2 separate regions of the Homo sapiens genome follow, and region 2 is linked to region 1. Evidence: read pairs that join two places in POLR2A ChIA-PET (ENCODE). Cell type or tissue: IMR-90. All regions are shown on one strand. Region 1 overlaps LAMA2 (laminin subunit alpha 2). Region 2 has its middle 90 kb from the start of LAMA2.

Region 1 (2,500 bases):
GAGAAACATCAACTGGCTTACTCTTAAAGAAGCCATGGGGGCTGGGCACGGCAGCTCCCGCCTGTAATCCCAACACTTTGGGAGGCCAGGGCAGGCAGATCACGGGGTCAAGAGATGGAGACGATCCTGGCCAGCATGGTGAAACCCCGTCTTTACTGAAAATACGAAAATTAACTGGGCATGGTTACGCATGCCTGTAATCTCAGCTACTCAGGAGGCTGAGGCAGGAGAATCGCTTGAACCTGGGAGGCAGAGGTTGCAGTGAGCTGAGATGGTGCCACTGCACTCCAGCCTGACTACAGAGCGAGACTGTCTCAAAAAAAAAAAAAAGAAAGAAAGAAAAAGAAAGAAAGAAACCATGGGAAGAGAGTATCCAGAAATATCTATCAATGGCTACAGAAAACCTACATATGAGGCCTGATGATTGTAAGTTTTGCTTTAGCAACAAAGATCTTATGGGTCATCCTGGTATTATGTTTAATGGTGAAACCAGAAGCCTGTTTAAAGGGAGAATGGGAGATGAAGAAGTAGAGACCAGGAATGTAAACAATGTCTTTTTAAAAGCTTATCGAAAATAGGATAGAAATTGTCAAGCAATTTGAGACCTCACAGATTTTTTTTTTAAGACAGGAAAGGCTTGACCAATTTCAAATATTAATGAGAATGAGCCTGCAAAGGAGGGAATAAAGATGGTGGAGAAAATGGGGAGGCAGGAGGAAAGGAAACCAATTTAGGAGTGGAGTAGCTTCAGACAAAGGACGGAAACAAATGTCAAAGGGATGGAAAATAATGTGGCAATATACTGAATTGTTTGCCAGGAAACCAAGGGAGCATCCAAATTAGAGCTTTCTTATCTCTTAAAGTAGGGTAAGGTGTAGAAGTAGAAGATTTGAGATTGGCTGGGCACGTTGGGAGGCTGAGGTGGGTGGATCACCTGAGGTCAGGAGTTCAAGACCAGCCTGGCCAACATGGTGAAACCCCATCTCTACTAAAAATACAAAAAATTAGCCTGGCGTGGTGGTATGTGCCTGTAGTACCAGCTACTCGGGAAGGTGAGGCAGGAGAATCCCTTTATTCAGGAGGCAGAGGTTGCAGTGAGCCAAGATGGTGCCACTGCACTCCAGCCTGGGCGACAGAGCTCTGTCTCAAAAAAAAAAAAAAAAAAAAAAGAGAAAAAGAAAAGAAAAGAAAAGAAAAGACTTGTACCTTGTCATATTGGAAAACCAGATTCATTTCACATTGTTATAAAATCTGTAAATGTCACAATATAATTTCAAATATAACACCAAAAATGTAAAAAATAAATGATCTAAAATTCACTGTGGCAATGTCATAGTTTCACTGCAAGAAATAGCATAAACTCTCAAAAAGAGTTAATAGAAGTTTTAAACAAACATTAATTCCATGGCAATATCTGTGGTGGAAATGACGTCAGCTATTGTTTGTTGTGAATTGCCACACATTCCCTACCAACAATTGTCTGGCCATTAGAAGACACATGAAACATAAATACATTCTTCTTGATTGACTAAATGAAGCAGAGCCCAGTCTATGGGATATCATCCAAGTTCAAGCTGGCGGCTTCGTGGCTCCAGCTGAGATTATCAGGAAGTCAATTCACTAACATGTCCATCTAGTTTGTAACTGACTTTTTTGTTTCTCAACTTTTCTTTCGATATTGTTTATAAGATGTAAGTCACTATTTTGACCACTCCAAATCCTGTCTTATAAAATCCAGCTAAAATTCAATTCCAAATTCCCTTCTTCCTTTTTCTCAACTCTCAAATGCAAGGATCGCATTCCCACAAGATAACATTCAATGTTGCATTCTTGCTGCCATGTTTATTTTTTGTCAGGTGGTTTTTTTAAATTATTATTTTCCCAAAGTCTAAGTAAATTTCTAGAAGGTAGGATGTTCTTTCATTGCCTGTTTCAGTGCATTCCATGTAGCTCTTCCTAACTCCTTATTGCATAATTGATTATTGTGTTAAATATAATTCTGCTTCATGAAAATTTTAATTTGAAGCTATTTGCACACTATTCTGAAGCTATTCTCATTTCTTTGTGGAAAGGTGTTAAAGGGTATCACCCCAATGTCTCTTATTATGCAAGCATAAGAAAGAAGATATCGATCTGAGATTGCTAGTTTTAGATTGACTCCTCTGTATTTATGAAGAACCACCTACATCTATGCTTTCCACCTTGAGGTGGTTTCAGAAAGCCCACTAGTGGGCATGTGCCAAGGCCACAGTATTTGTAGCACCTTTTTCTAACATCTCATAGAGCTAAAACCTGGGATATGAAGAAACATAAATGCCTAGAAGAAATAATAAATTTTAGAGACTCGAAGTCTATTCCCCAATTTAGAGTAGGAGAAAAATTTACATAGAGATTGATTCAGGGAAAAGAGAATAGCAACTCTTATTGTCAGTGTAGCTACGATAGCACAGTATTAGTTTCTCAAATCAAAGAGTTCCTTTAAAAATATTTATATCAAAGA
Region 2 (2,500 bases), 550 kb before region 1:
CATTTCTCAGAATCACTTTGTATATTTCTTACCATATTCCATGTGAATGATCATGTCATCTGGGAACAAAGACAGCTATATTTCCTCCTTATCCATGAGGATGCATTTTATTTATTTTTCTCACCTTATTGCATTGGCTAAAATTTTCAGTACAATTTGAGTAGAAGAGTATATTCCCTCATAGCTCCTGATATATAGTGAAAACATTCAGTTTTTCCTCATTAAGTATTATGTCACTACAGGTTTTTCATAGATGCCTTATCTGTTTGAGGAAATTTCCCTGAATTTCTAGTTTGCTCAGAATTTTTAATATGGATGGATAATAAATTTTGCTAACTGTTTTTCTGCACCTACTGGGATGTTCATATAACTTAACGGTTTTATTTTGTCAATATGGTGCAGTATATGGCTTGATTTTCAGGTATTAAACCAACATTGAATTCCTGAGATAATCACTACATTTTTCACTTTTTCATTGTTGTATTATATTTCTCTATATTACTAGAATTGATTTGTCTAACATTGCTAATTTTATCTAAGTTTTTCATCTGTTTTCCAGTTGGATATTAATGTATAGCTTTCTTCTTTCCTTCCTTCCTTCCTTTCTCTCTCTCTCTCTCCTTTTAAATAATTTGGCTCTTTTTCATATCAGGGTAATGTTGGTTTCATAAAATCATTTAGGCAGTGTATTTTCTGAAATTGTTTTCACTTATTGATATTTTCTTTTTCTCAAAGTGCTTGATAAGATTCAATTGTAAACTCTTGGTTCTAAATTTTTTTGTGGTAAAGTGAATTGAATATACATTACATTTCTTTAGTAAATTTAGGGGTATTTATGTTTTCTATTTTTTCTTGAGTGAACTTTGATTGTTTATATCTTAGAAGAAATTTTTCCTCTTCATAAAAATTGTCAAACTTGGTGTCAAATTTGACACATCAACTTGATCATTTATTCTTAAGTACAAGTACAATTATGCCTGTTTCTACAGTTACTAAAGGCAAAAACCATATGATTATATCAATAGATGAAGAAAATGCTTTCAATAAAATTCAACATATATTTATGTTAAAGACTCTCAGTACACTAGGTATTGAAGGGACATACCTCAAAATAGTAAGAGCCACATACAACAAAGCCACAGCAAACATCATAATCAATGGGCAAAAGCTGGAAGCATTCCTCATGAAAACTGGCGCAAGACAAGGATGCCCTCTCTCACCACGTATATTCATATAGTATTCTCTTCCTATTTGGATGCCTTTATTTCTTTCTCTTGCCTGGCCAGGGCAATCAGGCAAGAGAAAGAGATAAAGGACATCCAAATAGGAAGAGAAGAAGTCAAACTATACCTGTTTGCAGACAACATAATCCTATATCTAGTAAACCCCATCAACTCAGCCCAAAAGCTTCTTAAGCTGATGAACAACTTCAGCAAAGTCTCAGTATACAAAATCAATGTGCAAAAATCCCTAGCCCTGCTATACACTAACAAGAGTCAAACCAAGAGCCATGAATGAATGGCTCAAATCAGAAATGAACTCCCATTCACAATTGCCACAAAAAGAATAAAATACCTAGAAAAACAGCTAACTAGCGAGGCAAAAGATCTCTACAAGGAGAACTACAAACCACTGCTCAAAGAAATCAGAGGTGACACAAACAAATGGAAAAACCTTTGATAGGAAGAATCAATACCATTAAAATGGCCATACTTCCCAAAGCAATTTATAGATTCAATGCTATTCCTATTAAACTACCACCGAGATTCTTTACAGATCTAGAAGAAACTATTTTAAAATTTACGTGAAACCAAAAAAAAAAAAAAAAAAAAAAAAAAAAGAGCCCAAATAGCCAAGGCAATCCTAAGCAAAAAGAACAAAGCTGGAGGCATTATACTACTCGACTTCAAACTATACTACAGGGCTACTGTAATCAAAACAGCATGGTACTGATATAAAACAAACATATAGACCAATGGAATAGAATGGAGAACCCAGAAATAAGACTACATACCTACAACTGTCTGATCTTCAACAAACTTGGCAAAAACAAGCAATAAGGAAAGGATTTCCTCTTCAATAAATGGTGCTGAGATAACTGGGTAGCCATATGCAGAAGATTTTAAATTAACTCAATTAACTCATACAAACATTAACTCAAAATGGATTAAAGACTTAAATGTAAAATCTAAAACTGGCCAGTACAGTGGCTCACGCCTGTAATCCCAGCACTTTGGGAGGCTGAGATGCGTGGATCACCTGAGGTAAGGAACTTGAGACCAGCCTGGCCAACATGGTGAAACCCTGTCTCTACTAAAAATACAAAAATGAGCAGGGCATGGTGGCACATGCCTGTAATTCCAGCTACCCAGGAGGCTGAGGGAAGAGAATAGCTGGAACCCGGGATGAGCCAGGCATGGTGGCATGTGCCTGTAATCCCAGCTATTCGGGAGGGCTGAGGGAGGAGAATAGCTGGAACCTGGGAGGCAGAGTTTGCAGT

The links. Peaks named below come from ENCODE experiments on the same cell type or tissue, not always from the same donor. Only the 100,000 strongest peaks of a DNase experiment are listed, where the experiment ranks them.
Region 2: POLR2A ChIA-PET joins it to region 1 with 12 read pairs; 2 of 35 experiments call an interaction of 5 or more read pairs at or near these places.

The regions. Positions count from the first base shown.
Region 1 is chr6:129,339,684-129,342,183 of GRCh38, forward strand. All of the region lies in intron 29 of LAMA2 (laminin subunit alpha 2), which reads left to right. Among named protein-coding and RNA genes, the nearest start is that of ARHGAP18, 370 kb to the right of the region's middle. In IMR-90, no CTCF peak of the experiment used is centred here; a DNase peak (open chromatin) is centred at 1,488; H3K27ac peaks cover 614 bases.
Region 2 is chr6:128,791,779-128,794,278 of GRCh38, forward strand. No RefSeq gene overlaps it. Among named protein-coding and RNA genes, the nearest start is that of LAMA2, 90 kb to the right of the region's middle. In IMR-90, no CTCF peak of the experiment used is centred here; no DNase peak of the experiment used is centred here.